Regions from separate parts of the Mus musculus genome. Here region 2 is linked to region 1. Evidence: chromatin loops called from intact Hi-C (ENCODE). Cell type or tissue: heart. All regions are shown on one strand. Each heading gives the region's core, and the rest is flanking DNA. Links, peaks and the distances in the headings are about the cores only.

The links. A loop is a pair of places that touch in the nucleus more often than their neighbours do. Peaks named below come from ENCODE experiments on the same cell type or tissue, not always from the same donor. Only the 100,000 strongest peaks of a DNase experiment are listed, where the experiment ranks them.
Region 2: a loop joins it to region 1, with 7 times the contacts of the local background. A loop is called at or near these places in 18 of 42 quality-filtered maps.

What each region holds. Positions count from the first base shown.
Region 1 is chr5:58,734,176-58,739,905 of GRCm38, reverse strand. No RefSeq gene overlaps it. Among named protein-coding and RNA genes, the nearest start is that of Gm40306, 53 kb to the left of the region's middle. In heart, for the core only: a CTCF peak has its summit at 3,096 (motif pointing right); no DNase peak of the experiment used is centred there.
Region 2 is chr5:57,711,227-57,716,956 of GRCm38, reverse strand. The region is part of intron 1 of 4932441J04Rik (RIKEN cDNA 4932441J04 gene); the gene reads left to right. It also overlaps a transcript of Pcdh7 not described here. Among named protein-coding and RNA genes, the nearest start is that of 4932441J04Rik, 3.8 kb to the left of the region's middle. In heart, for the core only: CTCF peaks have their summits at 1,890 and 2,864; DNase peaks (open chromatin) are centred at 1,016 and 1,776; H3K4me3 peaks cover 2,409 bases; H3K27ac peaks cover 2,115 bases.

The sequences.
Region 1 (5,730 bases), core at 772-4,771:
ATCTCACCTCACTGACCTCTTCATATCCATTTTTACCTCCGCATTTCCTTGTGTTTATCCTATACAGAAAATGAGCTATGTAAAGCAGAATGGGAATTAATCAAATGGGACCTTGGTGAGTGTTTGGTTTCAAGTGACAAGAGTACCATCTTTGTTTTCATAGGGTAAAGGGGAAAAAAAATCACAAGAATGCAAAGTCGCTAACAGCACATTGAGATGACCCTGTCTCTTATTTTCCTCGGAGCACATCCGAGGAAAATATAAGCACAAGAGTCTTGGCGCAGGTTAAACTTCTCTCATTTGCTCACACAAGTCCTAGAAAAGATTTCTTCTCTCTGAGAAACTTAGCTCTATTCAGTTAGCTCCAAAATGATATCAATAATTGACATGAAAAATACTTGGGATAGCATTCTAAATGTAATTGAGGAAAATACGTAATAGTAAAAAATATTAAAAAAAAGAAAAATACTTTTGAGAATTAAAGATCTTAAGTAGTAAAATGCAGTTTGTTGGTATTAAAAATAGTCAAATTTCATGCAGAACTTTCTAATAAGTCTTAGGTGTTTTAGGAACTGGGTGAAATAGTAATACAAATATCTGATGCAATACACAAAGACATACACACATGTGAGTTCACAACATACAACTGTGTGTACCAGCAGCAGATAAGATAAGAGCATTAACAACAATGTACCAAAGAGGGAAAAGAAGGCAAATTACCAACTTACTGAATAACAGATTCTAGGATAGTATAAACTTTCCCATTTTTTCTCTTCCATGAATATCTTTGCTCTTTCAACACCACTCAAGCAAAATTCTTCAACAGAACCAGTTCCTGGAAATAGGTCTTCTGAATATTAAAATTGCTTTTGCTGACCCTAGAATGGAGAGTTGGAAGGCCCTACAACTTTTAAAACAACAAAAGAAAATTATCTAGAAGCCAATACTCTAGCTAGTGATTCCACAAACATTTTCCACTGGAATTTCATTTCCTTCTGCCAGACTTTTACAAGACTTTTCATTTACAGAAATATGTTACCTGAGTATGCAGATGAGATATGTAATGATAGAGAACCAGGATAAATGTATGTTAAAGTCTCTTATGCATCCGATTTTATCATTTATTACGGATGAAAACAAGTTTGTCTATAAAGAAAGTGGATATGCTTACATATTTTACATGAGGAAATTTTGACTGATCATTCAATACTGTAGATATAGGATGTCTTCAAAATCTGTCAGAATTGAATGACTTGTTAAAATTTACAGTTGTCAATGCCACTTCACATAAATACGTAGCCAGCACAAATGGCAAAGTAAATTGAGAGAAATCTGCACTAAGCCAAAATCTCCCTTTTTATGAGACTCAAGTTAGCAAGTGAAATGGAAATCTGTAAAACACACCATTCTAACATACTGTAGAACAAATATATATATTAATGTGATGTAGCCCTGGTGGGAAATAGTGACAAACACAATAAAATCTTTGATATCTGTAAATACGCCATTGTGTTTGTAAAAGAGCATAAGGATCAGCATGTCAGTATAATCACCTCATTACAGAGCAAACACCATTCTCAAGCCAGAGGTCAGGTCTTGTAAGCAGCGTTCATTGTTGGTTTGTGGCAGGAAAGCATGCTTGGAACCATGCCTACATGCTACAGATTCAGAGCAGTACTGCAGTGTAGCTGTGTCATGTATTATGGGGGTATGCTACAAGAACACCCTAGAATTCATTATGCATTTGGTTTTAAATGCAACCTTTCGTTTTTGTCAATTTTCACGAGCCTGTGGTTAACCTAGCATAACATTAATGGTATCACATGCCACCTATAAGAAGCTGGTGGACTTTGATCTTACAAAAATAAAGAGACTGCACTTCATTGCACATTCCATTTTAAGGGAAGATTTGTATTGGTGAGAATATGAGCTAAGTTAGACGAAAGCTACTAAATTGTATAGTTAGTCTCTAACACACAAGCTAGCACAGGCTCTCATGCCAAAGTTCATCTGTGAAGCTACAGTTCTAGAGTGCAAACCAGAGACAATGGAATCAAATAGTGACCTTTTACATATGAAAAAATAAAGCCGGGTTTCTCACACGTGTTTATTTTATTATTTTCATCGAATCCACAAACAATCCTGAAAGGGTGACATTAAGTAAGTCAGACAGACATGATTATGTTACACATTAAAGCACACACACACAGAAAGAGAGAGAGAGAGAAAGAGAGTGAGCTGATTAAAGCATTTGGATTTGTGGGGTGGTAGAAATTCTATTTTAGTGTCTGAGTTTCACACATATTCTATTTTAGATTCAAGTGTTTCACGGGGTGCTATTTTTAATTAAAAAAAAAAAAACTTTGCTTAGCTTCTTAAAAAGGCTCTAATTGAGCAAAGAAGGTAGATGCAAATTCTACCCTGGTGTTTGAATAGGACACAGATTGAGGCATGCATATGTAAATATGACACACACATACTCTTAGAGTATGAACACAAATATATTTATAATTTGTCTCAGATGCAAAGACATTGTGGAATTCTCACATAACATATTGTCATTTTTATTTTTGCTACTTAAATTATATTAAACTTTTAAATGATATTTTAACATAACACACTTGTTCCATAACCAAATCTGCCCCTTCCTCAAAAAATATAGTTACCATTCAAGTCAACTCTGCCCTAGTTCAAAGAGTAAAATCTTTTGTTCTATGAATTCTCAAAGGAAAACATAAAGCGTTCCTGGCCTGGATGCATTAAAATGTTATCCTTGCCATAGCTTATGCAAAGGCCATGCCGAGAAATTGCTCAGCACTTGAGAACAAAGGCTCTGAATCAGACGTCTAATGTACTATCATTTCTCAGATCCATTTGCAACCATTTGTGCTTCTCTTCCTTGATCAGTGTGTAGGATAAGAATGGAGGGTGACTGATGCCTGTAAGCTACACAACTTGGCTTCCAGAACCGGTTAGCTTCCTCCATCGCGAATAAAAAAGACTTGGGCAGTAAATTAATGATGAGAAGTGTTCTTTAGTCGGCCATTTCCGTACTTCATTTGTGCTTTGGTCAGTAGTTGTAGTTTTTGATTGCACCACAAGGGGGCGACTGAAGGAAGGCTGTTACCTCATCTCTCTGGTGGCACATATTGAATCCCAGTAGAACTATCTACACAGTCTTCATCTCTCAGAAACCCTTAACGATCTTTGTATATTTCATTAACTCGACCAATGCGTTTTCCAATGTCCTCAGATGAACCATAAACAATCTCAAATCTGTTTGCTTTGAGACACTGGTGAATACATACACAGCATATACTTATATATGGTGATTTGTTTCTAAGCTGTGGTTTGCTCTAGTGATAGTATACTTGAAATTTTAATTATTCAACAACAAACATTCCACGATTCTATTTCACCTTTATAACATTAAGCAACGCTGTAATCATTCTCTATATAAATAAAAAAACTCAATCATTGCAGATATTTTTCTTCATACACACACACACACACACACACACAGAGAGAGAGAGAGAGAGAGAGAGAGAGAGAGAGGCACATTTTTCTTAAAGGATGAGAATCGTGTCGTCAAAATGCTAAGTTTAGTTCATGGTATCTCTATTTGCTTCTCTTCAATTATAATTATGGAACTGTTACTACCTTGATATAGCCTACACTAATTTCTAGAATTTTCCCAGTAGTGTCAAGTAGGGCCATGAACTACTTTTCTTTATGTCCAATGATATTCCTTTATCTATCTTAGTCATTCTCAAGGAGGAGAAACTCTAGAAATCATAGTTAGCCTCCTGCAATTGATAGGCTATCCTGCCTGCTTCTGTATGGCATTCTGAGTAGCCATTATCATTTACTAAAATGTGTGATAAGAGGTAAACACAAAGAACTACTGTAACAAGTTATGTCTACTTCTGAAGAAATCTACTCTATCTATCTCTCAAAAGGTGCACATGCCACATAACCCCCAAAATAGAGAAATAGGATACTGACGCACTGCCCCTTACAGGAATAATCCAGGAATTAGAAACAGACAGACACTATTAACTATTTTCCTGTTTGAAATTCTGCTGTTTGTTGTTGTTTTGTTTCTGGCACAACCATTTCTGACAGCCTCTCAGGTAAATTTTGACTCTTAGCATAACTGCCAAGACATTCTTTGTTCTATCTGAATCCCTGGGCTCCAGGGGTGGCAGTTGATCGATGTAAATAGATGTATATGGTATCAAGTCATGCCAAGGACATTTTCGGTGTTTTCTTTTCTCTTATTAGACAAACAAATCATTGAATTTTGGAAACCTCTTGGAATTACATCCATCTTCATTATATTAATGGTTATAAAGACAATGCCTGACTTAGTGCAGAGTGCTAGGAAATTCTTCTACCTTCCTCACATACAGGAAAGTAATTGAGAATGCAGAAAGGTATTCTCTTACGTAGCCTGTTACCATGTTTTATTTTTTAATATCCAAAAGCTTTAATCTTAGTTCCTTTCTTTTCGTAAAGTATATTCACTATTCTATCTCTGTCTATCTCCATGAAATATACTTCATGTACAATGAGTCAGGTATGCAACTGTAATTCCGTTTTTAAAACTAATAACAGAGTTGTTTGCTTCAACAATCTCCAAACGCTACAGAACAACTGGCTATTTGGGGGTTTGAATGTGTAAATGGAACACAAAATGACAAATGAAAGGAATTATAATTTCTTTTCTTTAACCTTTTGACTCATGAAACCTAAAAGCAAATTTCATCATTGCAAACCAATTTATAGCTGTGCTGTCTGAAGTGATTTCTAAATCACTAAGGCCTGATTATCATAAAGAGTGGAATGAGCCTGGCAGTGGTGGCACATGCCCTTAATCTCAGCACTTGGGCGGCAGAGACAGGCAGATTTCTGAGTTCAAGGCCAGCCTGGTCTACAGAGTGAGTTCTAGGAGAAACCCTGTCTTGAAAACCAAAAATAAATAAATAAATAAATGAATAAATAAAGAGTGGAATGCTATTGTGCCCACAACCATGCTGGCTGTTTCTTGTAAGATGTAACCTCAGCACCTATACTGTTGGAGCATATTCTTTTTGGTATAAACCGATTACATTAGCGTTTGTCTTGTCAACAAGATGTTCTTCAGTGTTGTTTGGGCTTCTTTTTTGTCCTATTGTGGCCTTGTTTCCTAGTTAAAAGGTTTGTTTTATTCTCTAGCTCCTAAAAAGTAGCACCATCTCTAGTCTATCTTTGTTTCCATGACCTATAATTCCTGTCTCTTGCTTCCTTACAATACTTGTGTGCTTGTGTGTGTGTGTATGTGTGTATTCAGACATGGTCTTTATATGTGGCCTGGATTGTCCTTCAATTTGAAATTCTTATACATTTGTACCACCATGACACTGAAAATCACACTGTTTTCGTTCTTCTTTTAAATTATTTTGGATATTTTCTTTTTTTTTATATTTCAAGTGTTTTCCCCTTTCCAGGTCTCCCCTATCTCCCTCCCCCTGCCTCTATGAGGGTGCTCCCCCAACCATGCACCCACTCCTGTCTTCCCACCCTGGCATCCCCCTACACTGGAGAATCGAACACCCTCAGGCCCAAGGGCGTCTTCTACCACTTATGTCCAAGAAAGCTATCCTCTGCCACATCTGTGGCAGAGCCAGGAAGTGCTAAGCCTGATATGGCTGTCTCCTAAGAGTCTCTACCAGAGCCTGACAAATACAG
Region 2 (5,730 bases), core at 649-4,648, 1.0 Mb after region 1:
TCCGAAAGCCAAGCTTGTGTTCTGCCAAACCGTGACGGGCTGCAGTAGTGAAGAGAGAGCATCAAACTCCAACGAGAGCCAGAGAGGATCCTTTTTTGGAGCCCAGACTTTGGAGGTCTGGGTTGGGGAGGGGAGAATGCCTGCCTTTGTTTAAATGCTTGGAATTCCTGTCATCCGGCTCTCACTGGGGATAGACCGTGTGTGCACGCGCCTGGGGAATAAAACACATGCTAGAAGCCTGGGTATTATTTTCTAAGCAGAGCCTGCAGCTTTTAGTAACCGGCAAAGTGTAGCGTCACCTATCTGGATATAAGGGAAATAAACTTTAATGGCAACTTTGTGTACCGAGTATGCTTAACCTCTTTTCTCTCCTTTTGACTTTGTGCCTCGTGATCCTCCCTGCCATTCCCGGGCGTGAGGCTTCCCCGGTTCTCACTCATGACCACCGCAGTCTGCCAAGTCAGATCTCAGGGCTGGTGGTGTATTTCGAACCGAAGCCCACTTCTCATGTATTTCACACTGTCAAAATAAAGACCCTCTACCGAAAGATTAAGAAAAGACGAAGGTAGTAGGTGGAGTTTGTGTCGGGTCCTTACTATCTCGGAGAATGTTGCTAGGAATTTAAGGGTTCCTTTAAAGACGAATTTGCATGCCCGATCTAATGCTCACGGAATCAATTTTACTCTGAGACCAGAGGAGGCAGAATGACTTAAATAAGTCAAACACCAATAAAGTCTAGGAGCAAAGGAAGCGCGCGGTTGTTTGGAGGAGCGCGGCGAGGAGTGTGTTTGGGGGCGGGGGAGCGACAGTGGTTTCCAAAAGCTCTCCCAGGAGGGGCGGGGGTGGAAGCGCGGAGGACGGAACCGTGAGTAGTATGTGCCAGGAGCTAACGAATATTTCCCTGTCCCATAAAGCAGCATCTTTCCGGGAGGGGTGGCTCCTCCTCCTCGGCGAGAACGGCCTTCCCCGTAACCCTCCGGCCGCCGCCACCAGAGCTCTCAGCTCTGTATCTGCAGCATCAGCGAGAAAAGCCTGGCGCGCAGGCTCAGTGCGCACCGCCGCAGTCTGAAGGAGGGGGCTGGCGCCGCAGCGCCTCAGCGGCCGACGAAGTGGCAGTAACGCGATGTCCCCCTCACATTTGGAAGAATAGAGGTTTATCTGAATGCCAGCTTTCTCCCGATCCAGACTGGAATGGGAAGGGGGACGTCACCTCCACTGCGAGGCTTTGCGCTGTGCATTCCGATGCGTGGTAGTGTGGCACTCACTCCCCTCATCGCCTTACTAGAATTTTGCAAACTTCAAGCAATCGTGTGGGCAGAAAGACATTATGCACTCCCTCTTCCCTTGTCAGACCATAAACTTGAATAACCCTCCTCTGCCTCTTCAAGCATTTTCCCGCCGCTCTTGACAAGGGTGGAGGGAGGGACTGCGTGGTCTACTCTTGCCTAGAGTTTGCATATATTTCCTCCCCACGACGATTAGGGGACAGGGGTGCAGCGCGTCCTTCACACTGTAGTGGTTTCCTCTGAGAGAGGGAGGTAACCTCCTCTCGCCCTCCCCACTTATCCCCACCGACTCTGCCGCGGAGCCAAGCCAGCGTGGGAAATGGGTCCGACGTGTGTTGCATGGATAGCAGCGCGGCCAGGCTGCTGTTGGGCCGGGAAACCTTGCTCTGCTCCCTCCCCCACCAGTCGCCAGCTCCGACCTTTCCGCCAGAGAAGTGGCAGCTCCTTTGCCGCCTCCCCCTCCCCCAGCGGTTCCTGTGGACGAGAATGGAATGGGCGGGAAGAGGGTAAAGGGGGGTAAAGTGGGGTAAAGGGAGGTAAAGGGGGTGACACCCTCCTAGCGCCCTTGCGGCGGCCGTTGCTCCCAATCCTCTTCCGCCCCCTGTCTGGGCGCTCACACCACTGCTGTAGCCTCCAGCCCGTGTGCAGGGTGAATGAAGGCGAGCAGTAGTCCCGTCCCCCCCCCCCCCCCGCCCCATTTCCGCAGTCTTAGAGCTAGTGTCACAAGTGCTCAGCAATTTCATTAAATGGAACCCAGGGACTTAATCCTCCCAGTAGCAGACCTCACCAGGGGAATGTGATATCCGGATTCGCTCCCACCCACAGACCCCACCCGGTCTCTCACACCCGAGGCTGCTTTTATCGTCTCAACCTGAGAGGCAAGGTTCACGAGGAAATGGGATCAAAAAGTGTAACCGGCTGCAAGAAATTAAAGAGGTTGCAGTTGCTTCTGCCGCCGCCGCGGCTTCTCTGGCAGACAAAACCGAAAAGGAGTAGTGTTCTAAAGACTGCCTTCATCAGTAACAGGACGTCATCATTTGGAGGGAGCAAAATGTTTTAGGGAAGATTGAAACGTTTACGATCTTTTCTTTGTTATTTAAAAGGAAATGCCCCGTGATAAGCATACATGTAAAATAAAGCAGACATAAAAATGAAATTAATTAAAATCCAGATATCCCATGCTAATATATGTCAAAGAAAAATCGGAGTGCTTTTCTTTGCCAAACACCGTCCTCCAAACTTAACAGTTCAAGTACTTTTTCAGTTAAGAACGTTGGTGACAGAGCAGGGTGGCAGGGATAGTATTTGGGGGTCCCTTAAGTGGCTTAAGCCTTTTAAAAATGAAGACTGGCAAAAAAAAGTAAGGACAACAAAGTTTTCAGTAAGGCTAAGAAGCAAGTGCCAGCGGCAGGGTTTCAGGGTCGGGAGTCTTTCATTTATAATAGACGCTCTATTATTCACAAGAATGCGAGAAAAAGGTTAAATACAGTAAACATGCTAGCCAGTCCTGGAGAGAAATATAAAGCACTAAGTACACGGGAAAGAGAGAAAGTGACTCAAGAACTCCACCAAGGGACAAACAGTGGAAATGACACCCGACATCTCCAAACGCAGTGACCTTTCATCTTTAAGGAAAGGTTTTCTTCCAGGCCCTCTTCCAGGTGCTGCGGGCTGTTCCTACGTCATCAGCGATTGTCCTAGCTACTTTTGGTAAATTTAATATGTCAGTCTTCTTTCTCAGTATTTATAAACACTTACCCATTAAGCATATACTTTTAAACAGCAGACATAACAATCTGTAAATGTCTAGTACCAAAAACAAAAGCAACAAACAAACAATCAGAAAAAAACGATTCGAGTTCTTGGGTAGAGACTTTTGGCTACATTTTTTTTTCAGCTTGAAATCCATGGTTGTAGTACTAAAGTGTGGGAGACTGAAATGGTTGAATAATTCATTGTGATAACAGCCTTTTGATGGACATTAAAACTCAGCAGTTTAAATAAGGAAACCACAGACTTCCTTTTAGGCAGGTAGCAACTGCTTCCATCAGTGGTTACTTAATTGGTCTCTAGCCAAGAAATAACATCTTCTCTGCTATTTAAATCTTGTATGTAAGCTATACATTACAGAAGTAAAAGAAAACAAGTTAGATGCTGCACAAAACTGATTCTTACAGCCTATTGGCTAACTGTAAAACACAGACACAAGGCCAGTGTGATACCATGTTTTCAAAGGTTAAAAAAAATATATCCTTGCAGATAAAATTTAGTTATATAAACATTAATTTGTAAACTATGTGATTTTTATATTTCATTAGAATGTTTTTAATTAAGGCATTTTATTAGATATTTTCTTCATTTACATTTCAAATGCTATCCCCCAAGCCCCCTATACTCTCCCCTACCCTGCTCCCCAACCCACCCACTCCCGCTTCCTGGCCCTGGCATTCCCCTGTACTGGGGCATATGATCTTCGCAATACCAAGTGCCTCTCCTCCCATTGATGACCGACTAGGCCATCCTCCGCTACATATGCAACTAGAGGCACAGCTCTGGGGGGTACTGGTTAGTTTATATTGTTGTTCCCCCTATAGGATTGCAGACCTCTTTATCTCCTTGGGTACTTTCTCTAGCTCCTTCATTGGGGGCTCTGTGTTTCATCCAATAGATGACTGTGAGCATCCACTTCTGTATTTGCCAGGCATTGGCATATCCTCACAAGAGAGAGCTATGTCAGGGTCCTGTCAGCAAAATCTTTCTGGTATATGCAATAGTGTCTGGGTTTGGTGGAATATGGGATGGAACTCAGGGTGGGGCAGTGTCTGTGTGGTCTTTCCTTCTGTCTCAGCTCTGAACTTTGTCTCTGTAACTCCTTCCATGGGTGTTTTGTTCCCCATTCTAAGAAGGAGCGAAGTATCCATCATTAGACTGTTTTTAAAATAATTTAAGAAACTTGATAGAAAAGATTTCTACTTTAAAATTGGCAAAGATTTATGGTTGGTTGTTTTTCCATTTATACCGTTTTAATTTGCCAAAAATATTCGATCTACACAGGTTTCCAACTTATGCGTCACATTAAAAAAGGTCCAACTAATTACACTGAGAGAGACATTGTGCCTTATTTACAACAATTTATGGGACATTTCAAATTTATAATTTTTTTCACACATTCTCAACAATCTGAATTTGGAAAGCCAAAGGGACTTTGCCAAATGTAGGCAAGCGTTTGGGGAAAGACTTTTGGCAGTTTAAAAGCAGTGCATTCTACTGAGCATCACTTGAAGCTATTACTTGTCAGTCACTATGGCAAATTTGAATGTGCCAGTGCAGCCTGCAGGATGAACTGGAGACATGTGCTATCTCTTCATTATAGATGCAGGATACTTCAGACATAACTGTAAGCAATTAACACTGATGAAAAAAAATATATATATAAAACATATATAAATAAACTATATAATATATAAATAAACTATATATATGTAATATATATATATATATATATATATATATATATATATATGATCTGAGGGGAGGAGGATCTCATTAAAATAACCCAAGTAAAGGTTGCATTAAAACAAATGACCATGCTTGAACAAGAAACCACTGAAAACTATGAATTAGCTCTAAAATGCTAACTCCATTCCTTATATTAATTTCCCACATTGTTTGGGTCAGAATTGTTTAAAACAATAATTGGTTACTTTAGCAATCATGAAATTTCCAACGATTATCATTGAGACTGTTCACTGACTTGCGCTCTAGTCTTAAGTTAAGCTACCAGTTCTGGGACCCCTGCAGGCAGGATGAATCTCTTTGCTAGCTTTGAGCCACTTGAGTGGAAGGGGAATTGAGTGGCTGGCTGAACTAAATAGCTTACCTCTCTGTAAGAAAAGCTGTTTACTAATCTCACTAGAACCAATATCCAGGGATCATCAATGAGTTTCAGACAGGCATGCTCTTTGGAAACCAGCACTATATTTTAGCTGCTTGTTTCAGTTCTCATCTAAAGACTCCTTCCAAATAAAGTGGATTAAAAAGATTTTATGAAGATTGACACCACAGGTTTCATCTGAGGAACCATATAAAACCTCAGTTATACTATTCGGTGATGGGTAGACATACAGTTCTATTTGCAAGATAACTTTTTCATAAAAGTGTTGACACACACACCTGATAGCTTTTTACATGGGCATTGTTAGCTATTTCTCTTATTTGGAAACGTTAAAGAGTTTAACACCCTGAACAAGGCTTTTAATAAAGTATTGCCAGATGACAGTGGGATATGAGTATAAAGAGAAGTCTTTATATTTGTGGTTCTGTCGTTGATTTCCTGTTTTGTGTGTGTAGCAAATTCTTAGTATTGTCTCCAACTGACTGGGGAAAAAAAGCAGAAACTCTGCCTATAATAGTGTTATAACTGTCACACAGCCTTATAAGATGC